Linked DNA regions of Homo sapiens: region 1 is linked to region 2. Evidence: read pairs that join two places in POLR2A ChIA-PET (ENCODE). Cell type or tissue: PC-9. All regions are shown on one strand. Each heading gives the region's core, and the rest is flanking DNA. Links, peaks and the distances in the headings are about the cores only.

What was found. ChIA-PET counts read pairs that join two places held together with the same protein. Peaks named below come from ENCODE experiments on the same cell type or tissue, not always from the same donor. Only the 100,000 strongest peaks of a DNase experiment are listed, where the experiment ranks them.
Region 1: POLR2A ChIA-PET joins it to region 2 with 6 read pairs; 6 of 35 experiments call an interaction of 5 or more read pairs at or near these places.

What each region holds. Positions count from the first base shown.
Region 1 is chr2:120,540,473-120,556,952 of GRCh38, forward strand. LOC105373585 (a long non-coding RNA gene) reads right to left here and starts at 14,175. Exons shown (of 4, transcript XR_001739681.3): 1 at 14,005-14,175; 2 at 13,077-13,597; 3 at 11,416-12,852; 4 at 3,404-6,287. RefSeq lists enhancers at 3,039-4,238, 11,391-11,540 and a silencer at 12,555-12,684. In PC-9, for the core only: no CTCF peak of the experiment used is centred there; DNase peaks (open chromatin) are centred at 8,379 and 8,739.
Region 2 is chr2:120,631,894-120,648,373 of GRCh38, forward strand. No RefSeq gene overlaps it. Among named protein-coding and RNA genes, the nearest start is that of GLI2, 96 kb to the right of the region's middle. In PC-9, for the core only: no CTCF peak of the experiment used is centred there; no DNase peak of the experiment used is centred there.

The sequences.
Region 1 (16,480 bases), core at 6,221-10,220, 90 kb before region 2:
CATGTAAGGCTGGGCCTGCTGCTTCTGCTGGAGCTGGCCCTTTAAGCCTCCCGGGTGTGGGGAGCCTGCCCTATGGTGCAACCCTGTTCCCTGGAGCTGGCGGCATTACTGCTACAGTAAGGAATGTCCCTGGGGAGATTTAGTGCCTGGTGATAGACATGTGGGCTTGATTTACCCCCGCACTGCTCCATTCAGCCCTAGGCAGGCAGTGCACCGGGGCAGAGTTGGTGAATAACTAGAGAAACCAGAGGGGTGCACAGGGTGCTGGGCGAGGGGGCACGGAGCCCGCAACTGAAGGGCACTTTTCTGTGCCAGGCCTGTGATCTCAGCAACTACTCAAAACAAGCCTATCAGGTTACACATCCATTTTACAGAGGAGGAAACGGAGGCTCAGCGAGGTGAAGCCACCTGACCCAGGGAGTAGTCAAAAGAACTGAGGAAATCTTTGCTTACTGCAAGGAAGGGCCTCCTGGGACCATGGCATTTGTCTGAGCCTCTGGGACCAGGCCCTGGGGGCTCCGAGCCACTATCCCAGCCCTGCCAATCTTCCTGTCACCAGAATCCAGACCCTTCTCACAGGGCTCTCAGTTCTGCAAGCCCCCTGTTTCCAGTTAGTGAGAGACTCCCTTTATCAGCCTTGGCAAGGAGCCCTTCAGTCTGCCAAGCCCACCCCTGGGCCCTGGCAGGGTCTCTGGCAGGAATGGCTGGAGGGGCTTCCCTTTCTGTCTTCCATGCCGTCTGGGGACCTTCCCACCTCCTCCCCTTTGTCCTTGCTGTCTGCCGTCTGCCACCCCCTCTGCCCATCCCTCCTGTCCTGCCCAGGTGCCGCCTCTGCACAAGGCCTTCCCTGACTGTGCGCTCAGGGCTCTCCTCTTCTCTCTGGCCTTAGTGCCTGGTGACTGCACAGGATGGAGAGCTCAGCTCTGGCCTCTGCGGTTTTGCCCTCATTTCTGATCTCTCTCATCTGGCCACCTCCCCAGGAGATCTCAGGAAGATACCCTGCCAGGGCACCTTGAGAAGTCAGATGGTGCCATGGGCTCTTCCTCGCCTCCCAGCACCTGCCCAAAGCATCAGCCGGTGAGGACCTTAGCGCCCCAGTGCCCTCAGCTTCAGCAGCTGAAGGAGGCTGCTGGGCCTGGAGGGGAGCAGAGCTGGGCCAGCCAAGGGTGCGCATTGTGTGGCTATGCAGCCTGGGTGTGTCACCGCCTGGTACGCCCAGATGTAAGATGAGTGGGCTGACCCAATTCCTTTAATTCCATCCCTTTAGGAGACTGAGGTTCAGTCTCCACACTGTGCTCATTAAGGCAGGAAGGAGGGAGCTGCTCATGGCCCACAGTGGCCTATCATTTGGAGTTATTGAGCACAGACTGTGCCTGAGTTAGCCACAGAGCCCTGAAGGTGCTCCCGCCCCCCGGTGTCCTCATGAAACCTTGAGTTTCACTCATCACGGTGCTGCTATTGCAGATACTCTACTGGGCGGATGCCACCTGCCTGCTGCTTGCAGGATCGTAAATGGGCAGTGCCCAAGCAACAGAGCAGGTAAGCAAGGGAGGACATCCCCCGATTCCTCAATGGAGGAATCACCCCTTTCCCAGGGACACTGCAGATCTGGCTTAACTGGCCCTGGCGGAAGAGGACCTGGGATCCTTGATTCATTCACAATGTATCAACAATGCACCACATCTGTTGTGTTTGCTATTGCTTCTATTGCTTCCACTGCACCTGTTACCATCAGTATTAGTTCCCATGGGGCTACTGCAATGGTCACTGGATGGGAATCTGGAGACCTGGGTTCTAGGCTAGCCTCTGTGTGTCCTGAATTATTCACGTCACCTTTCTGTTGTGTTTGTCAGCACCCTCTCTGTTATAAAGAACAAAATCCCCAATAACACATTTCAAAAAGAGAATTTGTTGGTCACATAATTGAAAGCTCCCATAGTCTTGTGGGCTTGAGGTACAGGTTGACCCAGTGATTTTCGGAAGCATCAGGCTCTGGTGCTATTCTGCCATTCCTTTTGTCCTTCCTCCTGCAGTATACTGGGCTTTCTCCCTAGGCGCAGGCCCTTCAGGAGATCAGAAATACCTGCAACAATCCCAGGCCACATCTTCTCACATCCCTGATCCTGAGGAAGAGAGGGCCTGACTCCTCTCACTCCTGGCAGAAAGGATGCCCGTTGGGCTAGCTTAGGTCTCAGGCTGGTCCCCAAATCAATCACCATGACCAGAGGAACAGAACGTGGGGGTTGGCTTAGCTAGAATCAGAAGCCCACCTCTAAGACGAGGTGAAGTGGACTTTCCCAGGCCACATGGAGCAGTTAGGGAAGGCGAAGGTGGTTACGGATGGAGAGGATGCAACACAATTTACTTTGTTTGATTTTGGACAAATCAGTTACTCTTCCTGTCTCTACTTTTTCATTTACAAAATGAGAGCATTTGTCCAAAGTCCGTTTTCTTTATTTTTAAAAAGTATTTCACCTACCAAAATCAAAAGGATCCAAAGTCCCTTCTAAAGCTAATATTCTGAGACTGCCCGTCATCTTCATCTTCCGTGCTGAACCACTGAGACCACAGCAAGGGCCATAGCTTGCCTCATGCTGTCCATGAAGAAAGGGTTTCCTGGGCAAAATACTGAGACCAGGTCTTCACCAGCAAACAAGCATTGGTTGTGTTCTCGTTCTGTGCATGTGCACATGCTACTGCTGTGAAAAATCCTCGGAGGTATAAGGCCCAGTCCATGGAATTCGACAAACGTTGACTGGGTACCTACTGTGCACAGTGCAAATTAAACATAACAGTGACATGGTCCAGTTGGGAGATCTCCAGTTGCAAAGTCCATTGGTGCCTCCCAACAGTCCTGCGAGGTGGACAGATGACAAGAGAATAAGACAAAAGAGAGAGAGGCAAGAATGGCTCACGGTTGGTACGGCCATGACTGTTCTACGTGTTCAGGGGCAAGGCCGTGGCTCCAGGCTTAAGTGATTATGAAGGGGGAGTCACTTGAATGCACTTTGAAGGCAGGGCTGGCTACATTATTTGTGAGGCCCAGTGCAACGGGAAAACATGAATCCCTACTCAAAAAGCAGGAAAAAGTGCCTCTCAAGGTACTAACATATAAAGCTTTTTTCTTTCTTTTGTGGTTTCTCTCTCAACTTGTGATGTTTGTTTTGTTTGTTTGCTATTTAATGTTACTCTAGGTAAATAAAAGTAAAAACTAAATTATTAGTAAAGTTAAACTATTAGAATACATTTTACTCTTTATCTTTATAGTATACAATGGCAGTTTTAAATGCAAATATAAAAACATTTAACTCCTATGCAGAATCACTAAAATTACACACTTTGTATTTCAAAGCATATACAGCATATGTGTTTTGTTCTCACCAGAACAGTGGAAACAGTAGAATACTAACTCGACTGTTTTTATTTCACTTCTTATTATGCACACATTCTACCAACGCTCTCCACCTCAGCTCGCTGATGAGGAAGGAAAGACGTCAAGGAAAAGGAACTGCGGGTGGCCCTGTCTTTCCCGGTCCTTCCTTGTCATCATTTCCAGCACAAGTGGTTGCTCACACGGGGAAGCGATGCAAGGAAGAGAGGATATGACAGGGCTCCTTCATCATGTGTGTTTCTCAGAATGCCACGGCCTTCTGTCTGCGCTAGGAGCAAGTTCTGGTTGGAATGGAAAGCGAGACCTTTCGCAGTTGCCAGCGCCCCCCGTGCTCAGCTGCAGGAGTAACTCACTTCTCTTGTACTCAGTGAATGTCGCTGAACTCTCCTGCATCGTGGGCTCCCTGGAGTTCTGTGCTCTGGGGCATCACAAACGCTGGAGGTGAATGCAGCAGCCAGGAACGGGTTTGTGCGGATCTCCTCTTCTCCTTTGCAGGCCCCAATATCCCATTGGATTTCACTCCCAAAACACAAGATAAAAGATAAAATTATCAAAGAGTTTCAAGATGGCAAGATCGGAGCAATCAACCGAGCTTGGGATCCTTCTGTGCATAGGGCCCTGTGAAACTGCTCAGGTCCTATGCCCGTGAGGCTGGCCCTGTCTGAAGGACTGGCAGGATGTGTGTGGGCAGAAAGAGAGGACAGAGGGCATCCCAGGCAAGAGGGGCTTCAGCAAAGACGCAGGGGTAGGAACATTCCTGGAACACTTAAAAGAGAGAGAGGGAAAGCCTGGTTAGGAATGGGGTCCCGTTGGTGAGCATGGGCCAGGAGAGAGGCTTACCATCTTGGAAACTTCCGTATCACTCCGCTGGGCCTGTGGACCCTGAACATGTGGCTCCCGTGCCTCCCCAGGCCTGAATCAGCTCTGCCTGAGGCTCCCCGCACTGTTTCCCCACTGGACCTTTCACGCATGGGTGTAATTATTTGTTAAATGAGGGCCAACTGCACTGGACCCCACGCTCGTTGAGAAAGGAGTAGATGCTGCTCTGTGTTTCTGAACCTCCCTTAGTGCCTGACATTATGGAAGGAAGAAAGAAGAGCTCACTCCTCAGGAGTTACACTTTTTTAGCATGGGATTCAAGTAGCTGATTCCTTAAGCTACCAGCAATTTCATCTTGAAAAATGACCTAATTCTCTAGTTTCCCATTAATTTAGACTGGCTTTCTCTTTGATAGAACAAAAGAGAGCCGCACCTCGTCAGAAGAGTGACTGCAGATGCACGAAATGAGTGGGCCTTTCTGCCTATGGGTGACATCATCTTAAAGCTTTAGAAAAGTCACAGACGTGGCCGGGTGCGGTGGCTCACACCTGTCATCCCAGCACTTTGGGAGGCCGAGGCAGATGGATCACGAGGTCAGGAGTTCGAGACCAACCTGGCCAACATAGTGAAACCCCATCTCTACTAAAAATACAAAAATTAACTGGGCGTGGTGGCGCATGCCTGGAGTCCCAGCTACTCAGAAGGCTGAGGCAGGAGAATCACTTGAACCCAGGAAGCAGAGGTTGCAGTAAGCCAAGATCCTGCCACTGCACTTCAGCCCGGTTACCGAGCAAGACTCCATCTCAAAAAAAAAAAAAAAAAAAAAGAAAAGTCACAGACGTTATGCTCCTTCGGTAGTGGTAGTGTAAGCGATGAGATCTGGCAAGGGCAAAGAGGATGACTGGATGGATTATAATAAGGCAGATAAATGTGGAAGATAAGACCCCAGACCCTAGCGTCTTTCCAGCTCTGAAATGCCTTCGTTCTCAGTGAGGCTGGTTGAACAACTATGTTGTTGATTCAGGTTGGTTTCACATACCTCTGAGAGGAGAAGAAAGAAATATTTCTGGGCTGTTTGGTGAATGCGTTTCATGGATAGAGAGAGGGCAAAGAGGGACAACCTTTACAGATTATATATTGGCTTAAGTCTACTCACCACCAAGCAATTGGCTAAAGATGTCAAGTTTTCCTGGTTCGGTTTTCAAAGTTACATTGCAGAACAAACATTTAAATTCCTGGTGGATTGTCTCCCGGTTTCCCTCCAGATGTTTGGTGTGGTGTAGATATCACAGTAAATAAATGTGTTTAAAAGTCTAATAAATTAGGCTAGAGGGTGTGTGGGGGAGGGGGGTGCTATTTTGCTGTGGCCCTGGGACAAAGACACAGTGGGGATCAAGAGGTTCCTTGCACCTTCGGCTTGGTAGGTATGGCGGGGAGTGCTGTCAGCAGGCTCGGGAGCAGTGAGGTGGTGTGGTGAGGAATGCACCGGAGAGGCTGACACTGCCCGAGCTGTCAGAATTCACATTGCCGGAAATGCAGGAATGAGTGGAGAGGGGGCTGCGGGGGTGTGTGTACGTGGGAATGTGCAGAAAGACAGTGCGTGTCCTCGTTGGCGGCGGCCGTGGCTGGGCTGGAACTGAACAGGGCGGGAGGCAGGGCCCAATCCTGGAATCCACTTGTCAATCCCTGGCTCCAGATGTCTGCACTGGGGGATTGGGGCTGCCTGGATGGGGAAACTGACAAGCTGTGGTTACGTCACCGTCCAAAGGCCTGATTGACTCATGCCGCCCACTAGATGCCTTTTATGACTTGTGGCGCTGGGGCCAAACGAATTTGCACGGTCATGTGTTACTGAGCAGTTGAGGGGGAAAAAAGTCGCTTTTGGTGGTTTTAACTGTGAGATTAAACATTCTTCAGGAGGACAGCAGAAAAACAGGCTGGGAGATTAAACGAAACAAACCCAGCTGTGTTTGGGGAGTTGAACGCTTCTCTTCCAGTCTCCTACTCTCAGAACAAGATCAGGTGAGGCGCAAGACATCTTCTCTGGGAAGGTCCCTCTCTGCTGGGGAGGCAGAAGCTGCAATAAAAATGACACACACTGATGAAGGTTGGGACCTGGGGAATGTGCCCATCTGCCGCGGGAGCTGCCTCTGTTGTGCTGCCGTCTAGCTGTTTCCCAGGGTCATTTGCCAGCTTTGATATCCCAGAGGGAGTTATTTAAGTTGCCACCTTTGAGACAGGTGAACTGTCGCCTCATTTATGACTGACTGAGCCCCAAGCTAAGGTGCCTGTCGATCAGGATCACTTTTTCATACACCCAGGGCCTGTGGCTGAGCATAAGTGTGTCAAACACCTGTAGGCCAGAGCTGACTGCCCGAGGGAGATGCTGATCGGGCAGGCCTGGGCTTCATGAGTTTAGCCTGCCTTCTGGTAGCTAGAACCTGCCACTCTGCAGCTGGGAAAACTGAGGCCCAGAAGGAATCAGGCCTTACTCTAAGAACCACTACATAATGGGCGATCCAGACTTTGGACCTGGAAGCAAAACTGACACTGCCCTACTCACTAGCCATGCGACAATTGGTTAATCCTTCTAAGTCCATTTTCCCATCTGTTAAACGGGGGTGATGATGATACTAGCATCTTCTTGGGGCTTTCCTGTGAAAGTTCAATAAAGATTCATATGTAATGGGTGATTTTCTGAGAAAAATTCGCATCTTAGCCTTTTTACTGTTAATGAATTGTTCTCTGGGGCAGCTGGGCATCTGAGTCCCATGCTCCAGCCCCTAACAGCCTGTGGGTTTAAGGGCTTTAGGGTTTTGGGACCCAAAAAGGATAATTCAACCATGGAATCCCAAAAAGACAAGAAATGGAGGCTTTGGTATACCAAATGAGAGAGAGAGAGAGAGACAGAGAATATGTGTAGCTCAGCTCTATGGGGCTGATGAGGAAGGAGGACAGAGATATAACAGGATGGGCCATGGGACCTGGGACTTCCAAATCCATAGCCACTCAAGTGGCCCAACCTATGGTGGAAAAGACCACCTTGGTACCTGGGACTCATGAGTCCAACCAAGGAGGCCCCATAGCCTGCATGAGGTCCCTCTAGCTGGCTGGCTTCAAGGAAGTGTGGCCAACAGCAGGAGATGCCCTTCACAGCAGGGGCAAAGCTGAGCTGGGCAGGAGGCCAGGCTGGCAAACCTTACCCCAAAGATGCCTGCCAAACATGCCCAGAGAGGGGACACCACTGCCCACTATGCAGCAGAGCTTCCTAATATGCCTTAGGGCTTACGCAGGGAGGGAGGGAGCATCAGTGAATGACTGACATTGTCATGTTTGCCCAGCTGTATCAATGGGGAGAAGGTCTGGAAACAGATATAATGGATTAGATAAATCGATGTGACATTTCTTACATTCAAGCATCATGGATAAATTCACCTCAGAGTCTAGGACACACTAGCCTAGGTATGCCCTGCAAATGACTATTAATAAAGGACTGTTAAAAATGGACTGGCAACTGGGTGCAGTGGCTCATGCCTGTAATCCCAGCACTTTGGGAGGCTGAGGCAGATCACCTGAGGTCAAGAGTTCGAGACCAGCCTGGTGAACATGGCGAAACCCCGCCTCTACTAAAAATACAAAAATTAGCCAGGCGTGGTAGTGGGTGCCTGTAATCCCATCTGCTTGAGAGGCTGTGGCAGGAGCATCGCTTGAACCCGGGAGGTGGAGGTTGCAGTGAGCTGAGATCATGCCACTGCACTCCAGCCTAGGTGACAGAGTGAGACTCCATCTCAAAAAAAAAAACCAAAAAACAAACAACAAACAAACAAACAGAAATTGTAGTCATGCACAACCCTTAGGCTGCTTCTAGTTTCGGTTGATGAGTGTAGCTCCTGTCAAAGTTTGAAGTGAGCGAGGGCTAGCTTCTTCTCCAAACCTCACAACGACGTGAGAACGGAAGCAGTCTCTCCAAATTCTGCCACATGGAGACATTTAGAAAACAAGCATTCATTCACGAGGAGCCCCAAATGGCTGTATAAACTCCTGAGTGCCACTGGTGGAATCCGGGCCCTCTGCCCTTTGAGGAGCTCCTACTCACTTGCATGTGCTTATCTGCAACAAATACAATGTTCCTGGCAGGACTTCTTTGTCCCCACAGGCCTCTTACTCAACATTAGGCAAATGGAAGTCCTCCCAGGTGAAGGACTACACCCAGGACTGACAGGCATCAAGCTTCGGGCAGCAACGCCACAGGGCAGAGCCTCCAGGCCTCACTGGCTTCCTACACAGTTCTTGCAGCCCTGCGAAGTGTCTCTAAATCACACAGGCCTTGAGTACCTCGACTTTCACCAAATGGAAGCTTATTTCTCATGTCATCATGCTGCTTAACAGGCAACTATTTTTACCAAAAAGAAAACACACCCTCGAACACCCATTTCTGACATTCTCTATGATTGTTGGCCAAGTGTGGGGTGTCGATGGAGAAAACAGAAGTGGGTACAGTCATCATTCTGGTGTGGGGGCTTCCTCATGAGATTGCCACGCCCACCTGGCCTGGGACGTGTGGTCAGTGACTCGCAGCACCCACCTGTGGCTTAATTTTTTTTTTTTTTTTGAGACAGGATCTTGCTCTGTTGCCCAGACTGGAGTGCAATGGTGCAATCCTAGTTCACTGCAGTCTTGAACACCTGGGCTCAAGCCATCCTCCCACCTCAGCCTCCCAACTGGCTGGGACTACAAGCATGTGCCACCATGCCTGGCTGATTTTTAGATTTTTTTTTTAGAGACAGGGTCTTGCTATGTTGCCCAGGCTGGTCTCAAACTCCTGGGCTCAAGCAGTCCTCCCATCTCGGCTTCCCAAAGTGCCGGGATTGTAGGCGTGAACCACTGTGCCTGGACTGTGGCTTAACTTAAGTGGCATTCTCCAAGTATCACATTGGAGCAGGCCCTCCAAATGTGAGGCAGAAGTGGAACTAGAGCTCTGGGCCTGAGCTGGTGGTCCCTTAATTAAAATATAAAATAAGTTAGGAAACAATGCCAGGTTCCTTTTCTTTTGGTATCTTACTGCTCCCAATTAGCTTACGAGCTTCTTAGGAACAGGGCCAAGATTTTCAGCCACATAATGCTAGATGCATTGTATTTTCTCTTTCTTGAAATATTTATTAAGTGGCTCTTTGGATAGTGGAAAAGTTGGCTGAAAAGACATTTTGGGAAATGAAGGCCTCGATGGCCAGGTTCAAGAATCTGGATTGCATTCAGGGGAGCCAGGAAACCAATGAACCCTTTTGAGAAGGGAAGTGGCTTGATCAAAGGGATGCTCAACAAGGAGCACTTAGCTGACCAAGCAACCATCCAAGGGCACCCAAGTCCACGCACGAAGTCATGCTTCTCCCTGGCCGTGCTTCAGTCAAGCTGTTGATTAAGAACAGGGGCTACGGCATATCTATTGTATGCCAGGCACTCTGCTAGGAGTCTCAATTCCCAAGGCATCTGAGTGAACCATCCTCTTCCCATTTTCCAGAAGAGGAAGCCAAGGCTGAGAATGAGGAGTGACGTGCTCAGAATCACACAACAGGAAGGGTGGAGAATCTCTGCCTGGCACAAAGTGCTTCTTTCTATGTTCTGCCTCGACTTGTCCCCAACCCAAGGGATTCTGAGCTGCTCTGGAGGTATCTGGAATAAGAAGAGACAGATGCAGAGCAGGACAGTTCCAGCTCTTTCTTGGGAACAGCAGTACAGAATGCGAAATGCTTTCAAGCAATAAAACCCGTTATCTGTGCAGAAACCCATCTGTGCTAAGGAGAATTCCGCAGGGATTATTGTCCCCTGGAGACAGGAGAAGCCATTTGGTGGGCTAAAGCATCAAGACAAGACCTTGGCTGATTATAAGTCACATTAGACAATTACATTCTTAGCTCCTGGGAGTAATGATGGCTGGATTTGCTCTGATTTCTTCTTGTTGCAAAATAATGCCTGTTTAGGATATTTTGGCCTTCTGTGTAATAAACCTGTGTATTGGATTGAGTCGAAATATTTGGCACATTAAAAATTACTTTCAGTCAAGGTTTTTTAAAAGCCCCATTTTTCTGTCCACATTCTCCTTCATTCCAGAGACCCTAAATGTACTCTATGTGGAGACTGATTAGTCATCCCGGGTGTAGGACCAGCTCTGGGGCAAACAATTAGGGTTTTCATTTTACTCTTTCATACCCACCATGTTGTGAGTGGGGAAGAAAAGCAGGACTGAGGGATGTTATGGCTCAGGCTAGCTATGTGTGCCCTCTTTATCTCTGACCTTGGGAAGCCCACACACTGCAAAGAGGCCAGCAGGGATCTGGGGACAGGCAGACTTGGATTCTGATCTCTGCCCTGCCTCTTCCTAAACCTGTGACCTTGGGCAAGTTGCTCAACCTCTCTGAGGACTGATCTGTTTCTCTGTAAAACAGGGCAACTAATTGAATTCTTAGGGGATTAAACGAGGCAATGGATACAAAAGCATTGTGACTGTTCAGGAAATGTTAACATGTGGCTGGTAGTTGACAACTTCACTGTTGAGGAGTTCCCAGTCCCCAGCCACAGAGACAAGATTAGCAGAGATTATCTCTCATGGGGCAGAGGAGAATATGGGGGGAAATATGGGCTTTGGGGTCACCCAGACCTAACTTGTGCTCTCCTATCTCTTTGTCCTGAGCCGTTACAATAGCTCTCAGTGCCTCTCTTTTCTTATCTGCAAAATGGGCTTATCATAATACATGCCTGGCAAAATGTGTTAAGATAGCTCATGCCTGAGAGCCAGGTTTATATTAAGACTTTATTGGATGGCGACAAAACTGGTGCCCAGCAAGGGGGCCTGCCAGATAATTCATCAGGGTCCCAGGCATTATCCATGGACAGAATATATTCTCTCACACGCACTTGTCTGCATGGTTTTGAAATGTAAACAGAGGCTATTGCAATAAATGAAATAAATTCTTGCCAAGACACTAGTGAATTCATTTCCTCTCAGCCAATGGATTCTAAGAGGCCGAAAAGGAGAAGTGAAAATTTTGTTTTAGCACTACATAAGGCTTCTCGTACTTGCAGCCAAAGAGGTCAGAGATTTGGTCCCAAGACCAACTTAGAGTCATGTGTGACACTGGGATTCAGAGGCTAGTTGTGGGCCACAGGGAGGAAGCTGACCCCTGGGCTCACCCAGCCCACCCACTCACCAGCTCTCCTTTCCTTCCTGGGTCCCTTGGGGAGGAGAAGCCATCCACCTCATGGAAAGTGCTTTAGAGGCTCCTCTGTGGGTGCCCTACTCTGCACCCTTTGCGGGGACTCTCTGCTTCAGTTCGCAGGACAACCTTAATAGCTAACTGCAGAGAGGACTGAATGGTTAAGTAGCTCCTCCAAGGAAGCAGAGCCAAGTATCAGAGGCCGGTTTCCATCCAGGGATTGAGAGAAGAATCAGGAGCACATAGGCTGTGGCAGTAAAAAGCAGATCCCAAAGACAGTATAGGGCGGCTCGAAAGGGGCCTTCCTACATAGCCACCACCACGTGCTCCGGCGCTACCTCCAGGGGGCTGGGCGCAGCTGGAGGACACAGTTCGGCAGCTTGCTAGAAGCCTCCAGCTCTTCCTTTTCTGTATCCTTCAGGTGACTGTGGAAGGCTGGCCGTGCAGCCTGCCATCAGCCTGGCCTCAGCCGGGGAGGGGGACCTTTCTCCTGGAGGCCACAGAAACACTGAGGACCTCTCAGCTGAGAAGGTCAGATGGAGGTGCTGGATGATTGGAGGAGATCAAACTGATGAGGAAAACGCAAATGGCATCCTTCAGGAGCAAAAGCTGTCTCCTCTTTTACTTCACATGTCCACCCAGCAGCTCTATGAGTTCTGATTCAGCATTGCACTTACCACCCACCCTCCCCGCCTTTTACAGAAAAGGAAACTGAGGCTCCGAGGTTGCGGAGTTGCTTGCTCCAGCTGATGACAAAGGCAGGTAAAGCCAGGGCTAGAGTCCCTTCCCAGCCCTCCAAATGCCGTTAGCGCCATGATCCTACAGCCTCCTCAAAGTCCAGTCAGGCAAACTCTTGCCCTTGTTTCCATTAAACACATATCTTCATCTTTTTCGTACTTTTAATAATAGCAGGAAGTAAATCTGGCCATGTAATGTGAGAAAGGTAATAGTCCCAGGTCAGGAAATCCTGTTGCTTGGAGTCTCTTGGGAATGTTAACTTTCCCACTCTCACCCTACCGGGATCCTGACCTCCTGCACAGTTGGCTTCCTCAGGCAAAACTGGGCCAGAAATTCTGGGCCGTTGGCCAGAGTCAGACCTTCGTCCTCTGGTAGCGTCCGCTGGAAAAGAGGAGGCGAGAGTCACCAGGAGGCTGGCCCCACTCGCAGGCCCTGCCCTCTGCCGGTGGGTCCTATGGATGACACGAGGCCGCACTGGGCTGGAGAAGAAGAGAAGCTCCTGAGACACGCCCACTCTGCAGAGGGAGGCAACCGCACAGGTAATCCATCCTCTCTAGGCTTTTCTGTTCCCGTGCAGTAAGTGAAGTGAAGCAAGGTGAAGAAGTGAAGTGAGCATTCAGGACATGAATTGGCACGTGGTCGGTGCTAGAGGAGCTGGCAAGGTAGACTCTGGTCTCTTCTGTGGTGCTGAAGCTGGGGAAATAAGGAACAATCTCATCCACAGGCCAGGCCTCCGGCGTGCTCGGGAGCTACTGACGGAAACTCCTAGGGAACTTCCCTTGTGGAAAGAACGTAAGCTCCGCCCACTCGGGCAGCTGAGGCCATTGATTCGTTCACTCATTCGCTGGACTATTTCTCCAGCCCATGATCTTATTTTATAACAAGTACAACATTCATTCATTTTTACACATAATTACCTCACTTATTCCATGGAAGAACCCTGCAAGTTTGATGGTTGTAGCATGCAATTATCGATGGTTGCTCATGCAATTATTCATTCCTTCAACATGTAGCAATTGAGCTTCTTCAAATTGCCAGGCATGGGCAGGTGCCCAGAACACAGGCACAGTCCCAACCCTTGAGGAACCTACAGCCTGTTAGGAAGGCAGACCCTGATAAATAAACCATACAAGAAATTAGATCATTACAAGGCCAGGTGCAGTGACTCACGCCTATAATCCCAACATTTTGGAAGGCTGAGGCAGGAGGATTGCTTGAGCCCAGGAGTTCGAGATCAGCCTGGGCAACAGAGCAAGACCCTATCTCTAAAAAAAAAAAAAAAAAAATTAATTAGCCAGGCATGGTGGTGTGCCTGTAGTCCCAGCTAGACATGGTGGTGTGCCCGTAGTCCCAGCTACTAGGGGGGCTGAGGCGAGAGGGTCGCTTGAGCCAAGAAGTTTGAGGTTGTACTGAGACATTGTCCTATGAGACCCTATTCCTAAAAAAGAAAAAAGAAAGAAAATAGTTAATTACAGTGACAAGAAGTGCTTCAAGGGAGAGGTGCTTGGTGTTAAGTGAGCCCCTAACAGAGAGACCTGATGAAGTCTGGGGTCTGTGAACACCTTCTTGAAGAGGTGACCTGTGAGCTGGGGACTGGCAGGGGCTTTTTTCTCCAGTCTGGCACAGATCCCACCTGGGTCATTCATCCAGCATCAGTAAATTACATCACCCTCTGGCCCCTCTGGGTGCTGTGTTTGTGCTCCCACTTTATCATCCCATTGTGGCTGTCCTTTCTTTCGAGGTGCCAAACTTAGCTTGGATTTAGGGTTGTGGATGTGGTGTCTATCCTTGGAGGCAGATGTCTGTCTCCCAGACCATGATGTCTACTTTCTAAAAGTTCAGCACCTGGTTCTGATGCTCCACCAGGTTTGGGAATGTCTGCTGCAGAGATCTCAACCTCCTCTTCTCATATGAGTCCCCAGCAGAATGATAAGACACAGTTCCCATCCTCCAGGAACACGCAGCCCTGCAGGAAAGCAGTGTCATGGAACCATAATGTAACCTGATAAAGGTTTGCACAAGGTGCTAAAGAGGCACACAGGAGGATGCCCAACCCAGCCAAGGAATCAGAGAAGGACTCCTCCCTGGAGGAGGTGATGCCTGAGCTGAATCTGACAGAGTGAGAGGCAAAGAGAGGCAACATTCCAGGGAAAGACAGCAGTGGGTACAGAGACTCAGAAATGAAAGAGAGCAAGGTCCAGCCTAGGAACAAAAGGTAGTTCTGTGCAGCTGGAGAGTAAAGTGTAAAGGACACTTAACACAGCTGGGGGCATTCAGGAAGCCTTCCTGGAAGTGGTGCTCTATGAAATGAGACAATCCAAAGAGCCAATGGGAGCTAGCCAGGGGGAGTAGGGGAAGGATATCATAGACACTGAAGAAGGGAATTATATTAACTAATAATGCTGCAAAACAAACCACTCCAAAACTTAGTAACTTAAAGTGATGATAATCATTTATTATCTCTTTTAGTTTCTGTGGATCAGGATTTGGGGAACAATCTGGATAGTGGTTCTGGCTAGGGGTGTCTCAGAGTTACATTCACCTGTTGACTGGGCTTCCTGGGGCTGTGAGATGTGCTCACTCACAGGCCTGGCACACTGGTGCTGGCTGTTGGCGGGAGGCCTCAGTTCCTCATCCTGTCAGCCTCTCCACAGGGCTGCGCTCAGTGTTCTCACTGACAGGCAACCAGCTTCTGCTGGAGTGAGCGAGGCAAGAGACCAAGGAGAAAGCTGAAATGGCTTTTGTGACCCAGCCTCATAAGTCACAATTATTATTCCATTTGTCAGCTAGGTCAGTCCTGCTGCAACGTGAGAGGGGACCAGGGCCAGAACTAAGTGAGGCACTTGCTTGGGTGCAAAATTTAAAGGGGTAAAAAAAAGCCTCTGTGGTGAAAACAAGTAATATTTTGAAAAATAAAAATGAATGTGAAAACATCCATGGCGACAAAATACCAATCTTTTAAATAAAGACAGGACCCAGCACAGCTGGGATTTGGGTGGGGCGAGTGAGGTGGGACAGGCAGGTATGAGGCTGGACCCTACCCATGTGCATGCATTCCAGGAGGCAGGGGTCATTGCAGGCCATCCTGGAGACTGGCTGGTACAGGGACCAAGCTCTGGGAGGCACGGTCCTAGTTCAGAGCCTGTGAGTCTCCGACGCAGGTGGCCCAGGGGCAAGGAGGTGAGTGGCAGGGAAACCTGCTTCTCCATTGTGAGTCACCAATTGGAGAGGAAGAAATCCACGCACACCACAAACATAAATGGCAGCCTAATTTCCAGGGAATTCGGGTTGGATGTTGTATTCATTTCTTAGAGCTACTGTAACAAATTATCACCAACTAAGTGAATTAGAACAACAGAAATGTATTCTTTCATAGACTCTGGGGGGTGGAAGTCTGCAGTCAAGGTGTCAGCAAGGTTAATAATGCTGTAAAACAGCAATAATCACCATATTATCATTATATGATTATCATATTATTATATGATTACTATAATAATATAATAACATTATTACATCACTGTTATTATACTTCTGGGGCTTATGAAGACGAATCTGTTCCATGCCTCTCTCCTGGCTTCTGATGGCTGCAGGCAATCCCTGGGGTCCTTGGCTTGCAGACTCACCACTCCAACCTCTGCCTCTGTTGTCACAGAGTGTTCACCTCATGTGTTTGTGTCCAAATTTCTCTCATCTTATAAGGACACCGATCATTGGATTAGAACCCACTCACATCCAATGTGAACTCATATTAATTTGGTTACTTTGGCAAAGACCCTACATATCTTTGGGAGACGCAATTTAACCCACCACAGTAGTATAAGGTTATTCGAATGGTGGATTCACTACATCATTGGAATTGGAAGGAAGACAAATATTTAAAAATTCACATTTCATGCATCTGCTTTTTAAAGCATGAACAGGAAGCATAAAGTGCTTTTGAATAAAAGTGAAAAAGCAATAAAATATCTACTTCCACTCTGTTATGAGCTGTCTGGGGACAGTGACAGAGAATGCATGGATGAGGTGAAGGGGGATTCAGTCACCCAGAGACTGAGGCAGACAGTCAATCTCAGAGACACATCAAGCGAGAGGGGGAGACAGCAGCAAGGACCCTGAGGATGGGGCAGCCCCGAGGCCTCTAGGAGTCTGTCACCGGAGACTTCCAAAGCCCTGTTATGTTTTTGCAACAACAGGCACGCAGGAAGCGCTCTCCTTGGGGTGGAGGACATGGCAGGAATGGGACTGGCCTGATGGTTGGGGAGGCTCCTGGTCTGCACACTGTTGCTCAGAATTTATCAAGCATACTTTGATTGTCATCAAG
Region 2 (16,480 bases), core at 5,063-9,062:
GGCACTCTCTTTGAGAGCCGGGATCATGTCTGCTTCACTTCTCTGTCTTCCTGGTATCCAGCACCACATCTGGCTGGGGATGTGAGGGGCCCAGGACAGGGTTGCTAAAACAACAAAGCTTTCCTGACTTCTTATTACTAGGTGCAAGTTCAAAATCCCATGGCACAGTACATGCACCTCTCCTGGGCAGTATTTTAAACATGTCTATAAGTAATTATTTTTATATGTATGTCCGTGAATATATACATGCTTGTATATGAGGTATACATGTGTCTGTTTTTATCCGCTTGATTGTGAATTCCTTAATTGCACTGACATGGACCATGAGGTAGATAGATAGAGAGATGGATAGATGGGTAGGTGGATGGGTGAATGGGAGATGATGGATGGATGGATGGATGGATGGATGGATGGGGGACGGATGGGAGAATTGACAGATAGAGAAAGATGATGGATGGGTGGGTGAGTGGATGGATGGGTAGATGCACGGATGGATAGATCCATCCCTCTGACACTAAGAGAGTAATTTGTTCATAATGGGCTTAGTTAACACGGAAGGAAGGAAGGCAGGATCCAAGGCAGTTCTTGTCCCTAGGGGAGCACAGAGGAGCTGGGGAAGGGAGAAGGCACTGAAGAGCAAAGATTCAGGCCTGGAAACCAGAGGGCTGAGTGTAGCCTTCGTCACCCCATTTGTTTGATTTTCAGTTTTCCTCTGTGTAAGAAGAGGATGACGATAACAGGGCCTGCCTCGCAGGGGTAAGCAGATGAGTGTAAGAGAACGCCCTGTAGAAGTTTACAGTGTGAATAGACCAAGGGCCTTAAATTCAGGCAGTGATGAGGTCTGAGGTCCTGGCTCTACCACATGTGGTCCAGTGAACCTTAAGGACATTTCTTGAACCCCCCTAAACGTAAACTACAAAATCAGGAGAGGAAGTTGCTCCTTGGCAGGGCACTGTGAATATGAAGAGATTCCGTGTGCCGAAGCTCACACTGTGGCTGCTGGTGCTTGGTGGTAACAGCCACTGTCGCTGCGGAGCTCACCATGTGTCACAGAGCTGCACATGGAGAGATGGCTCCAGCCAGTACACAGGGCTGCAGAGAAGGCCTGGTGGGGAAAGGCTCTCTGGAAAGCCGCAGGGGTAGGGAGAGCGGGGGTGGAGCGGGGAGACTGGGGAGGTCAAGGAGCGCTCCTTGGAGGAGGCGGGAGTGTTCATAAGGAAAACCCACCCCTGCCCAGCTGACATCCAGAAAAAGGAGGGGGAGGAGGGGAGACATTGGCAAGGTGAGAAGAAGAGAAATATTTTTGAAACACAAAAAATGACAGTTCTTGGGGAGATGCCAATATTTGCCACTGGTGGATGTGCTCCCCCAGGAAGGGGGTAGGACTTGGCCCCTGGAGACAGCCGCCAACACAAACAGAGGGAGGAGCAGGCTTCGCTGTGAACACAGGCCTGGAGCAAGGCCAGGTTTCAAGGGACCCTCGGGGACTCTGCACCCAAGCAGCTCGGAGCAGGCAGGGAGAGCCTGGGCAGCCAGGGGTCCTGCGTTCTTCTGGGCCTCATGGGCCTCTTGCTCCTGCTCGGGCCTGAAATGATTTACTGCCCTTGGCCACCATGTGCCTGGCTCCACACTGCACTGTGCTTATGCTGTGTGGGGAGGGGCCCGGCCCTCTCAGAGACATGGCCACCTCAGCTCTCTCCCAAAGCTGCCAGGGTTTGGCCAGAGCCTGCCCCCCTTCCCCTTCCCTGCCCATGGCAGGGGCCTGACAGAGGGTGGCAGACTCAGGAGTGGCTGGTGCCCCGGGTGCTCTTTTCCGTGGATGTGAACTTGGAAAGCTTTTGCCAGCTCTCACAGGAGATGAAAGCTGGGTGTGAGGGCAGTGGTGCTAAGCAAAATGGTGATGAGGAGAGGGGACACAGGGACTTTCTGTGGTAGACACAGGACAGCGGAAGAGGAAGGGTGCTAAGGAAGGAGGGGAAGAGGAAAAGGACAAGGTTGCGGAGCGGGGAGATCCATCCACACCCAAAACAACCTCCACAGGGCCCCAGTGTTGGTCCCCACAAATCTTACATTAAATCCCATTCTTTTTAAAACTGTATGGACTTTTTTTAGGCTTTTATATTTTGAAATATAATACATAGAGAGAAACTTGCATAAAAATAAACATAAAGCTTAACAAATTACTTAGTAAGCCAATTTCCAGGCCAGCTCAAGAGCTGGGAGATGGCACTCCCAAAGCCCCCTCGGCAGCTCCCCTTCCCCAGGCTGACCGGAAGTCCTGGCTTTTCTTTATACTCTTATGCAGCCAACAAGGCATGCAACTGGAAACAGCACAGTTCAGCCTTGCCACCTCCTTTAGCTTTACATAAATGGAATCATAACTTCATGTTTTTTTGAGTTTAGCTGCTTTCACTTAATGTAAGTTTCGAGGTTAAATCCTGTTTCGCGTGTGGCTGAGATGGTTCCTTCTGGTGCTGTAGATGACTCCATTGTGTGACCACACTACAATGGCCATGTCCATTCCATTCCATTCCATCTATTCCATGGTGAATGTGCCTTTGGGTTGTTCCCAGGTGGTGATGATTATGAATAACCCTTCCTGTGCTACCACAGTTTCCAAGAAGATGTCTGATTTTTACCATCCAATAAACAACTTGAACATGGGGAAACCAGAGAAGTCGGAGTCCTACTGAGGGGACCATTCCTGGGCCTCTCAGAGAATGGAGGTTCAGGGTCATTTAACTTTCTGGGCCAAGAGATCAACAAAGACTTTTTGAGCATCTGGAAAGTCTGAAAGAACGGCACGCCCAGTAGGCAGGGCCACAGGAGCATAGCGCCTCAGGCTCTGGGTCATGGAGGGCTTCCAGTCTTTGGGATGGGCTAAGGAGGAGGATTCGTTCAGAGTCAGTTGGAAATTATTTAATTCAGTCCTTTTTATGAAAGTGCCTCCAAACACTTGAGTCTCCTGGCTTCCTTGTCTCCCCCGGCCAGGCAGGCACCAGGACCTCTTCTATCCCTGTCTAAAGGAGCACCTGGCCCACACCTGTCTGGACATTGAAACCCAGTGTCCACACCTGGAGAGCAATGGGGGCTAGTACATACGTATACCAGACAGGTTACCGCACAACTTATTTTTGACTTCGTATGTCAAGAACATCTTTCTGGGTGAATACGTAGAGCTGAAACTCATAATCTGTAGAATGGATAGAACATAGATTTCCAACCTATTAATGCACATACAAGTTGCTTTAGTTTTTTGCAAATAGTGATGTAATAAACACCCATGGACATATGTTCTTATATTCAACAGTTTTTAACACAGGTCAGCTCATGTCGCTGACTCCCTTAAGACAAAACACAAACTCCTTGTCCTTGGTGTTCAAGCCTGCGTGACCTGAGCCTGCTGCCTGCTCTGAGCTCACTGTGTAACACCCTTTCTATGCTCATTAGGCACCAGCTACGCTGGCCGTTTTGCAAGTCCTCAAAACTCACCAAGTCCAATCTTGCCTTGAGGCTGCTGCGTGGCTGGCTGTTCCCTCTATGAGAATGCTCTTCCCTGATTCTTAGAGACTGCTTTCTCCTTAGTTGGAGCTCAGGTTTGAAATGTCACCTCTTGGGAGAGGTCTTCTTGCCCATCTGAGTTTAAGTGACCGTCCTCGCTCTCTTCTGTTCTCTAAGTTATCTGCACAGCCTGGTGTGGGTTGAGTTGTGTCCTCTAAAAAGACATTGAAGTCCCTGGTCCCTGTGAATGTGGCGTTATTTGGAGATAGGGTCTTTACAGATGTAGTCAAGTTAAGATGAGGTCATACTGAACTTGAATGAATCCTAGTCAAATTACTAGTGTCCTTATAAGACGAGGTAAATTTGGACAAAAAGACACACAGAGAAAAGAATGTAATGTGACAACAGAGATTGGAGTGACGTGTCTACAAGCCAAAGGACACCAAGGATTGCCAGCAACTTGCAGAAGCTAGGAGAGGCATGGAACAGACTGCCCTGGAGCTCCCAACAGGAAGCACACTGTCAACACCTTGGTTCCAGACTGCCAACCTCCAGAGCTATAAGGAACACGTTTCTGTTCTTTTAAGTCACCCAGTTTGTGATCATTCATTACAGCAGCCCTAGGAGCAGAATTCACAGCCCTAATCCCAATGCAGCTATTTCTAGTTTCTTTCTTTCATTGTTGACTTGTGGTCTGCCTCTCGCATGAGACCGTAAGCTCTGTGTGAGCAGGGCCTTGTCTGATCTGTCCATGGCCACACCTTCAGTGCCTGATGCAAGGACACTTGTTGAATGAAGTGACAATGTGTTATTTCTGAAGAAAATAGATTCCTATAAGTGGGGTTGCTAAGTCAGAATGTCAGTGCATCTTACTTTGGATAAATTATCAGATTCCTTTCCCCAAAATGTTGCTGTTGCACTCTGACCAGGCATGAGAATGCTCGTTCCCACATCCCTATCAGCCCCAGACAGCGTTAATTAACCTTTTAAATTCTAGCCACCAGGAGGTTGAGCATGAGATCCGCATTGCTATTCCCAACTTCTGTTTTCCTGACTATTGGGAAAGGTGATCATCTTTTCACAGATTTATGTGCTATTTGTACCTTTCTTGTGAATTCCTTTTCCATAATCTTTGTTCTTTTTCTGTTGGGATGGTGTGACAGACAGAACAATGGCCCACCTAAATCATCCACATCCTAATCCCTGGAAGTGGTGACTATGTCACCTTGCATGGCCAAGGGGAAGTAAGGGAGCAGGTGGAAGTGAAGTTGCTAATCAGGTGACCTTGAGATGGGGATTTTTATCCTGGATGCTTGGGGTGGACCCGATGTGATTGCAAGCATCCTTATAAATGGAGAGAGGGAACTAGAAAGAACTAGAGAGAAGGCAGCGTGGGCCTCACCTGACCTTGCTGGCTTTGAAGATAGAAGGAGAGGCCAAGAGCCAGGGAGTACAGGTGGTCTCTAGAAGCTGGAGAAGGCAAGGAAGTGGATTCCCCCAGAGCTTCCAGGAAAAACACAGCCCTGTAGAAACCTTGATTTTCTAGCCCAGTGGGACCCCTTTTGGAATTCTGACCTTCAGAACTACAGACAAATTTGTGTTGTGTTAAGCCACTAGGTTGTAATAAGTTGTTAGAGTAGCAGTAGGAAATTGGCACAATAAGTCTGGATTTTCTTATCAATTTTCAGAAGTCTGTTCCATATTAGGGATGTTAACTGTTCGTTTTCTTACATCCACGCTACCCTCACCTTCTGGTACTGGAATTATTGGCTTGTAATCTCCTCCCTCCTTGAGCCCTCAAGCATAGGGTCCATGTTTTATCTTTGTATTTCTAGTGAATCAGCATGGACGTGTCCCATGAAAGAGGAAACACATAAACTATGGGAATATCCCTGCAGCCTGTCATCTCGCCAACTGCATCCTCCCCATCTCGGCTCTCCACGAACACTGAGCCTTCAGACAATTGGAAAACATGGGTATCATCCCATCACTCAGCCCTGTTCCCAGCTTTAGCTTAGAGGAAAGGCTGATCATAGATGCGGCTCTGAGGACAGACACAGGTAGAGTGAGATGGTTTCTGAGTCCCTGAGTACGCCGCATGCCACAGACCACAGCAAGACATTTGCCCATGAGGATGAGATTGGAGTTGCTGTGACTTGACTCTATAATTCAGCAGAATTGGAGTGGCCCGAAGACAGGGACCAGGACAAAGATGAAGACAGCACGAGACGGAAGCCAGACCGGAAAGACGACACCACATAGGGCCAGATACCCTACTCCAGGGCAGCTTTGGAGAGAAGAAAAGCCTAGGTTGGCTGAGAATAGAGGTCTACCACTTAGAGCACTTGGGGCCTAAACATAAATGGAGTTGACTTATTTTTAAAAAGTCACATCTCTTGCGTGCCTGAGATTTGCTTCCACTTCAGACAATTGGAAAGAAATCGGACCAAGGAAAGAGCCCAGTGGTATCAATTCTGTCCTGGAAATGGTCAGGAAGGCCAGCTTCCCTGCAGAGGCGGCCCTGGGGAGGAGCAGCACCCCAGTGGGGTCAAAGCAGGCAGGGCAGGGCCCAAACATCCACAGTCAAAATCTCTCCTTTCCAGGCACTGGCTCTAGGGTCAGACCCAGGCAGTGGAGTGACGTGTGCACGGGCAGCCACAGCCCGACCTTTCCTGCACACATCTGCTTCACAGGTGATGGTGAGGATTGAGTAAGACTGGGGCTGAGAAGGGGCTTTGGGGACCACGAACACCCCACACTCACACTCACAACAGGGGCCTGCATCTACCCAGCATCCTGGCAGCTTCAGTCAAACCAAGCACACTCAGAGCCCAAATGTGGAGAGAGAAGTGGAACGTAGCTAAGTCCATGACCTAAACTCGGTCAGATCTACTCCAGCAGGTATTTGGGCCTCCTCAGAATCTAGTGACTCTTGGTTAACAGACAGTCATAACTTGCTGCATGTCTTGTTTTCTGGTCTTTCACTTACTGAAAGTTCCAGATTAGAAGTGAGGGGCCAGGCACCGCATGACCACTAGCTGCCTGATGCTTAAGAAAGAGAAGAAATTCCACTAGAAAGCACTTGAGCTCAGTTTAGAAACCATGGACAGTGCACCTACTATGAGCTGGGTGTGCTCCAGGTGGCAAGGCTTTGGCAATGAGAAAGCCAAGGAGGGGTACAGGGCCCAGCGGGAGCCGGAAGAAGTGGGAGGACACTTGGCCTAATCATGAGAAAGCTTTCTTGGAGGAGATGACCCCTGAGCTCAGCCAGGAAGGGTGCATGAGACTGGCCAGATGCTGGAGTGCAAGCAGGTCAAGCAGGGGAATGGTATGGGTGAACGCACAGAGGTGTGACTTAGCACACTTGGGCACGTGATGTACAAGGATAAACATCCTCACATGTTTCCACAGCCCCAGGAGCCTCACCATCCAGGCTGATGACCCCAAGCCAAAAGAGGTGGCCATGTCCAATATGCTCTTTGTGCAGGAAGAAAATTTGTTTGTTCAGACCAAATGAAGGCTTTGACTTATGGAACCCAGAGTACACTGCGTGGGCCGTCTCTTCCCCTCTTGGCATCGGCTGGTAAGAAGCGTAGGAATAAATTTAGCCCTTGACATGAAAGAATGTTTAAGCTTCCTGAAAAATGATCTGTTTTCCTCCTTTTCTTTTTCCTTCTTTATACACCTTTTTAAGATTTTATTGTGTGTATGTTTTTGATAAAAATAAAATCTTAAAAAGGTGTAGAAAGTGTCAGCTAGTTTTACTGAGTGTGTTAAGAAATATTAGTCACCTCCTGTGGAGGCTCATGAACTAAGTCATTATTTTAAAAGCTAGTAAAATAAAATGACAGAATCAAACATTTACCCTGTTTTTCCTATACGACCTGTATCACAATGTAGCCAAATAGATGAGAAGTGTCTTTTTAGAGAAGTATTCTGGATAGGAAATGAAAGCCGAATGATGGAGCATCACCCTCTAGTGAATTAATGAATCTAAGCTCTGATCAATAACTGCTAATATCACAAAATGAAAAACAATCACCCCCAATATGTCTCTTATGGAAGAATATAAGATCCCCTATGATAAAGATCTGCCAAAAAGAGACACCAACGCTGAAACTGATCAAGACTGCACTACAAGACTACGGCAGGTGCAGAGGACAGAGGGAGATGTTAGCCAAGTTCATGGAGACACAATTAGAAATATCCAGCAAAAGGCCGGGCGCGGTGGCTCACGCCTGTAATCCCAGCACTTTGGGAGGCCGAGGCGGGTGGATCACAAGGTCAGGAGATTGAGACCATTCTGGCTAACATGGTGAAACCCCGTCTCTACTAAAAATACAAAAAATTAGTCGGGCATGGTGGCAGACGCCTGTAGTCCCAGCTACTCTGGAGGCTGAAGCAGGAGAATGGCGTGAACCCCGGAGGTGGAGTTTGCAGTGAGCCGAGATCGTGCCACTGCACTCCAGCCTGGGTGACAGAGCAAGACTCCGTCTCAAAAAAAAAAAAAAAAAAAATCCAGCAAAAGCTGTAGGTCAGATGGCCTGTTTCAACAAACAAATAGCTGGCACAGAAGTGGAGAGGGATGCACAAAAGTGAGAATGAGAACTAGAAAGAGAGAGAAAGATCCTTATTTGGATCCTGATTCTTTTTTTTTTTTTTTTTTTTTGAGACGGAGTCTTGCTTTGTCTCCCAGGCTGGAGTGCAGTGGCGCAATCTTGGCTCACTGCAACCTCTGCCTCCCAGGTTCAAGCAATTCTCCTGCCTCAGCCTCCCGAGTAGCTGGGATTACAGGCATGTGCCACCACGCCCAGCTAATTTTTGTATTTTTAGTAGAGACGGGGTTTCACCATGTTGGCCAAGTTGGTCTTGAACTCCTGACCTCAGGTGATCCGCCTGCTCAGTTTCCCAAAGTGCTGGAATTACAGGCATGAGCCACTGCGCCTGGCCCCTGATTTAAGTTCTAACAAACTTTTTAAAAAGGAACATGCATTCAAAAATTGAAATTTTGAACTGACTGGATATTTGACATGAGAGAATTAATATTTTAAAATGTATGCATGATAAAAAAAGAACATACAGACACGACTTAAAGGGTTGACTAGATTTACTGGATTTGCTAAGAAAAGAAGCTTTTCCCAGACCTCTTCCACTACCCTCTCCCTTTCCTTTTTCACTACGTGCTATCATGCCAACCCTTTTAGCTATTTATCTCTCCATCTCTACAAAAAACATGTGAGTATTGCTACTTCCTGATGCTTTCATTCTAGGCATTATCCATTGACCCCAACTCTGGGAGACAAGAAGATGTGAGTTTAGCTCTCCTCATCCCTACATCGCCACCCTTTGTTCCCACCACACACACTTGCCTCTCCCTCAAACTCCCAGCAGAGATTCGTGGGACATTGGTTGGATAAAGATTCACTGTCTATGGTGTTACGGCGATTTGTTCAGAACTGAGCTATATAATAAACTACATTTGCTTTTCCTTCCTGCACATCCCCCCTGCTGCCACCCCAAGAGTTAATAATTATCTTGTTTTGTTTCTTTTCTATGTACTGATCACTAATTCAATACCAAACTCTCCATTGTCTAGCTATCTTTGCATTTGTTCTTTCCCATCAGGTATTCTGTCAATTTTGTCAGCATGGAGAAGACCCTCCCCAAGCCTTCTGACCTGCTGGGTACAAAGCTTCATCCTGCTATCTCTCTTCTCCATAATCTTGGGAAAATCTCTCAGTCCCTCTTCTGGGGAAATCCCTCAGTCTCTCTCCTGGGCTGGCTCTTCTGTTTCTTGGTTTACTCCCTTGTTTTGGTGGAGGTGGTCCTCAAGTAGCTTTCTTAAGAAGGGTGTTACAGAGGTAACATTTTTGAGACCTTGCATGTCTTAAAATACCTTTATTATATTTTCACACTTGGTTGATGCTTTAGGCTGGCTATAGAATTCTCAGTTGGTATAGTATAGGCAGCCTCCAAAATGGCCCCAGTGATTCCTACCTTCTGGTATTCACTCCTTGTGTAATAGTCCCCGGCGCTATTGGTCTGTGACTAACAGGACATGGCAGAAGTGGTGGAATGTCACTCCCGAGATTAGATTATAAAAGACTGTCTTGGGCTCTCTTGATCTGCTGGATCACTCCCTCTGGGGGAGGCCACATCTGGAGCAGCCCATGGAGAGGTCAATGTGCAAGGACCTGAAGCCTCCTGCCAACAAGCACATGGGTGAGCTTGGAAGCAAAATGCTCAGCCCTACTGATCCCTGAGATGACTGCAACTCTGTCACACAGCTTGACTGCAACCGCATGGGAGACCCTGAGCCAGAACAGCCTGGCTAAGCTGCTGGTGAATTCCTGACGCTCAGAAATTGTGAGATAACAAATGTGTGTTGTTTTAAGCTATTAAATTTCAGAGCAATTTGTTATGCAGCAATAGACAATGAATCTAGTTGGAAATCCTTTTCCTTCGTAGTTTTGAAAGCTTTACTCTAAGGCCCTCTAGCTTTCTGGGGCTGCTACTCAGAAAGCCAAAACAATTCTGATTTCTGAATTTTTGCACATGACCTTCTCCATCCCAGGTGTTCAAAAAGTGCCCATTGGTTTGCCTTGTTGGGTCTGCATTTTCCATTTCCATTGTGCTGGGGCCCTGATGGGCCTGTCTTTCAGTTTGGGGGAATTTTCTTGAATCGGTTTGTTGACAATTCTCTACCCTCTATTTTCTCTATTGTCTCTTCCTAAAATTCCTTATTATTCACATTTTGGATTCCCTGGATGAGTTCTCACTTTCTTACTCACCATTTGATTTTTCTCTCCTTTCCATTTATGTGGTTTTTTACCTTGCTTTCTGGGTAATATCTTTATCTTCCCATCTTGTTATAAGATTTGTATTTCATTTTCTGTTCTGTATGTTCTGTATTCCCCCTTTTTGTTCTTGCTTTTGCAGAGTGTTTCCTTTTGGTAGTATCTTGTGCTTATGTTATGGATGTAGTGTCTTCCCTTAGGAATCTAAAGATGTGAATACTATTGGTTTTGGTGGCTTTTTCTGGTTTGTTTGTTTCTTTAAAAGTTTTCTTCTTTCTGCATAGTCTGCTCTTTCAGGTTGTTTTCATTTGTTTATTTTCTTTGATCTATTTCTTTTATGTTAGAATTGTCCTCATAGGTCTGGTAATCTTAGTGTATGTGTTTCTATTTGAGAATGGAACACTGGAAAATTGACAGGAAGCTCTTACCCTCCATTGGGTTGGATTTGTTCCCTGAGTTTCACCTGGGGTGATATGGGTGGGCCTTTGGCACTTGTTCCAGCCACCCACCACTGTGGAACAAACCACTCTAAAACTCAGTGGCTTAAAACGACATTTGTGTTGCTCACGAATCTGCAAACTGGACAGGGCTTTGTGGGGACAGCTCATCTCTGCTCCATTCAGCAGCAGCTGGGGAGCCTGAAGACAGGTGGATGAAGTTCTGGCTCACTTGCCTGGTGTCTGGGCTTTGCATGGCTGGAGGCTTTTGGGCTTCTCTCTGTCCCTATGAGCTCTCTCCACATGGTTTCTCCAGCACGGGGGTTTCGGGGCAGGTGGATCTCTAACATGCTGACTCAGGGCTCCCAAAGTGCATGTCCCAGAGAAAAAAAAAAAAAACCTGGGCAGAGGCCATGTCAATGTTTATGATTGAGTATTGAAAGTCACACTATTTCTTTCCTCAAAGCAGTCACAGAGGCCCACACAGTTTCACAGGAAGGAGAATAGACCCTACCATTAATGGAGGAGTGTCAAAACTCTGGAAAAGCTAGTGGGACTGGAAATGTTGTTACAGTCATTTTTGATACAAACTATCACAATACTTGAGTATAACATATTCTGGAAAAATCATGGTATTCGTTTCCTATTGCTGCCATAACAAATAATCACAAGTTTAATGCTTATAAAAACACACACTTATTACCTCACAGCTCTGAAGGTCAGAAGGCCAAAATCCAGAGGTGAGCAGGGCCAGGCTACTTCTGGGGGTGTTGGGGAGCATCTGTCTCCTTGCTTTTTCCTACTTCTACGGATCTCCTGTACTCCTTGGCCTTCCTCTGTCTCCAAAGCACGTCACTCCAACCTCTGCCCCTGTTGTCACACCTCCTTCCTCTGATGCTGGCCCTCTCACCTCTCTCTAGTAAGAATCCTCCTGATGACATAGAGGCCAGCTGGGTCACCTGGGATAACCTCTTACTCTGCAAAGTCCCTTTGCCATGTAAGGTGACATGTTCACAGGTTCTGCGGAGTAGGACGTGGGCATCATTGATGGGGCCATTGTTCCGTCTACCACATTCACGGACGTGGAGCAGCTCATTCCCTAGTGACTCTGCAGCTCCTAAATGGGTGATTCGGGTGAGTCCTGAGGGGCTACTCCAGTGGCCCTAAAGACCCTTCACCCTTATCCCTGGGGTCCCCACCCGCCTCTTACCCTCAGCCCTGAAGCTTCTTGCACAGTGTCCAGCCTGCACTGCGGTCTGCAGAAGCTCCTAACTGGCGTTGGCTCTAAGGGCCCTTCTTCTCTCACATAAGCCCACCCTCTGCTCCCAGAATTCTGAGCAAGTACAGCTCCAAGTTCCCTCAGGGGCCTTGCCTAATCCAGAGATGCTGTCAGGCACCGTGGAAAGATTCCGTTCACACATCTGGTGGGGACCTGGGCCCGATGCTGCCCCTCTTTGGGCTTCAGTTTCCATGCCTTCAACCTGGGAAGTTGGACAGAAGTTGAGAGGGGTGACCAAGGAAGGGTCATGCATCCTTACACGAGAGATAAGCCTAGTCCTAGCCATGGCCATTTCTCACCCGCTCAGTAGTGACAATTATAGCAGTGTTTGCTTCCAATTTTTTAGACACAAAAAATTACAGGTACATTCGAAGTCCCTGTGAATCCCTACTCAGTTCCTTTCCCCTCCCTAAACTTAACCCCACCGCCCCTGGGGGAACCACCATCTCAACTTTGGTGTGTCCAGGGTTTTATTCTTTCTACATAGGTGTGTGACCATAAATAATAGATACGATTGTTCTGTGTTTTAAAAGATTACATACATAAGCCAAAGCCATGTACACATTCAATGCAATCCCTATCAAAATTTCAATAGCTTCTTCACAGAAAAAGAAAAGTGGGTCCTTAAATTCCTATAGAACTGCAAGGAGCCTCAGTCAAAACAATCTTTAAAAAATGGTTGAGGGACTCACACTTCCTGACTTCTAAACTTACTGCAAAGCTACAGTAATTAAAATGCTATAGTGGGCCCGGCGTGGTGGCTCACACCTGCAATCTCAGCACTTTGGGAGGCTGAGGCGGGCTGATCATGAGGTCAGGAATTCGAGACCGGCCTGACCAACATGGTGAAACCCCGTCTCTATTAAAAATACAAAAATTAGCTGGGTGTGGTGGCAGGTGCCTGTAATCCCAGCTACTTGGGAGGCTGAGGCAGGAGAATCACTTGAACCCGGGAGGCGGAGGTTCCAATGAGCCAAGATTGCGCCATTGCACTCCAGCCTGGGTGACAGAGTGAGACTCTGTCTGAAAAACAAATTTTTTAATAAAAAATAAAAAAACAAATAAAATGCTATAGTGTTGGCACAAGGACAATCATATATGGAAAAACACTGTTAAAAATGAAAGTAGAATAGAGAGCTCAGAAATAAACCCTTACTTATATGGTCAATTGATTTCCTTCTTTTTTTTTTTTTTTGACAAGTTCTCACTCCGTTGCCCAGGCTGGCATGCAGTGGTGCGATCATAGCCCACTGCAGCCTTGAACTCCTGGGCTCAAGCAATCCTCCTACCTCAGCCTCCTGAGTATCTGAGTCTACAGGCAAAGGCCACCACATCCAGCTACTATTTTTACTTTTTATAGAGATGAGCCTCTCTATGTTGCCCAGGCTGGTCTTGAAATCCTGGCTTCAAGCAATCCTCCTGCCTTAGCTTCTCAAAATGCTGGGATTACAGGCTTGAGCCCACACCCGGCCTGGTCAATTGATTTTTGACAAGGATGCTGAGACCACACAATGGGGAAAAGAACAGCCTTTCAACAAATGATATTGGGAAAACTAGATATCGACATGCAAAAGAATGAAGTTGCACCTTTACCTTATGCAATGTGCAATGTTAACTCAAAATGGATCAAAATCTAAACTTAAGAACTAAAACTATAATACCATTAAGGGGAAAGCTTCATGACATTGGATTTGGTAATAATCTCATGTATATGGCACCAAAAGTACCAGCAACAAAAGAAAAATTAGGTAAATTAGACTTCATCAATGTTTAGTCTTAGGGTTTTTTTGGTTGGTGTTTTTTTTTTTTGTTTTTTTTTTTTTTTTGAGACAGGGTTTTGCTCTGTTACCCAGGCTGTAGTGCAGTGGTGTGACCATGGCTCACTGCAGCCTCTACCTCCGGCGCTCAAGCAATCCTCCTGTCTCAGCCTCCTGAGTAACTCGGATTACAGTCTTGCACCACCATGCCCAGCTAATTATTTTTTTGGAGAGATGGGGTAGCATTATGTTGCTCAAAGTGGTCTCAAACTTTTGAGCTTATGCAATCCTCCTGCCTTGGCCTCCCAAAATGCTGGGGTTACAAGCATGAGCCACTGAGCCCAGCCCAGTCTTAGTTCTTTAACTTGCAGAATTATAGATTTTTTTTTGGTAATGATAACTTCTTTTTATCTCTTAATATCTACATGATCTTCTTCATTGCTGATATTGGTAATGTGTTGTCTCTTTTCTTGTTTTTGGGTTTATCAAGTTTATTATCTTTTCAATAATCCACTCTTTGCTTTGCTAAACTTTTCTGTTCTGTATCTGCTTTATATTTCATTAATTTTTGTTCTTATTTTTATTTCCTTCTGTCTTCTTTCCTTGGGTTTACGTTGTTATTTTTCTAGCTCCTTGAGCTAGAAATGTAGATGCTGGTTTTAAACTGTTTTCTCCTATAATGTATGCATTTAAAACTACAAATTTCTAATCTCTGCTTTTGCTGTTTATCTCAGGTATTTGTATATAGCATTTTTATTTGCATTCAGTTCAAAATATTTTCTAATTTTCTGTTCGATTTCTTTCTTGACTGCAAGTTATTTAGAAGTATTCTGCTTAACGCACAAACATTTGGGGTTTCTAATAATCTTTCTTTTGTTCATTTCTTGTTTATTTCCACTTTGGTCAGAGATCATCCCTGCGTGATTTCATCTTTTGAACTTTGTTAAGACTTGCTTTACAGTCCAACACATGTTCTATTTTGGTAAATATGCACTTGAAAAGATTGTGTGTTCTCTAGTTGCTGGGTGTAGTGTTCCATATAAATGTCTGTAAAGCCAAGTTGATTAATTCTGTTGTTCATTTTTTTATATACTTATTGACCTTTTATCTGATTTTCCTATCAGTTGCTCAAAGAGATTTGTTAAAATCTCCAACTATGATTACAGATTCGCCTATTTCTCTTTCTTCTATTTTCTACTTCATTTGTTTTGAAGCTCTCTTACTAGGTACATACAAGTTTCTGATTGTTATGTCTTCCTGTTGAATTAACTCTTTTATCATTAGGAAATGTCATGTTTCAACTCCATTACTACTTCTGGCACGAAGTCTACTTTGCTATTATTTCAGCCACACCTTTCATCTGGTTAGTATTTGCACGACACAACTTTTGCCATCTTTTGACTGTTTATCTTTCTATGTTTTTATATTTAAAGTGTGTCTTAGCCCGGGCCTGGTGGCACGTGACTGTAGTCCCAGCTACTTAGGAGGCTGAGATGGGAGGATGGCTTGACCCCAGCCAGGAGTTCAAGACCAGCCTGGGCAACACAGTAAGACCCCATCTCTACTGAAAAAAAAAAATTAGCTGGGCATGGTGGCATGTGCCTGTAGTTCCAGCTACTCAAGAGGCATTTGCATTTGGAGTGTTTCCTTTTGTTTCCTGTAGTGTGGGTCTGCCAGTGATAAGTTCTCTCAGCTTTTGTTAGTAAGAAAATGTCTTTACTTTGCCTTTGTTTTTTAAATTTTAGCCTTTTTACATTTTTGAAACAATCATAAAGTTATAGAAAAGTACAAAGTTGAATATGAAGAATTTTTTTTGCCTGAACCATTTGAGAGTATTTTGCCAGCCTGATGCCTCATCACCCTGAATGCTGTAGCATATATTTTCTTTAAATATTCTCTGGCAAACCAAGGTACAACCTTAAACATCAGGAAATTAACAATGATGCATTACTATCTTAGCTGACATCCTGTTTAAGACGTGCCAATTGTTCCAATGACGTCTTTAGAAAAGGAATCATGCTTTGCAATCATTCGGCACGAGTCACCATGTCTTTCTAGTTTCCTTCAGTTTGGAACAGCTTCTTGATCTTTCCTGGGCTTTCCTGACCTTGATAGTTTTGAAGATTACAGGCTAGATACTTCACCGAATTGCCCTCAATTTGCATTTCTCTCATAATCTGATCTGCAGCATTATATTCAGGGGACGGGTCTTCAGCAGACCTATCAAGGAAGGGGGGCTGCATTCTTCTCATTGCATCCTAGCGGGTGTTGCATAGCAATTTGTCCCATCCTTGGTGATGTTTACTTTGATCATTTGATTAAAATGTGGTCTGCCAGTCTTCTCTAATATAATGTTATTCTTTCCCCCTTTGTGTAAGTCTGTTGTGGAGAGGCCTTTTTTTGTTGTTTGTTTTTGAGATGGAGTCTTGCTCTGTTGCCCAGGCTGGAGTGCAGTGGCATGATCTTGGCTCACTGCAACCTCTGTCTCCTGGGTTCAAGCAATTCTCCTGCCTCAGCCTCCTAAGTAGCTGGGATTACAGGCATGTGCCACCACACCCGGCTTATTTTTGTTAGTAGAGATGGGGTTTCACCTTGTTGGTCAGGCTAGTTTCGAACTCCTGACCTCGTGATCTGCCTGCCTTAGCCTCCCAAAGTGCTGGGATTACAGGCGTGAGCCACCGTGCCCCAGTCGAGGTGCTTTTAAACTAT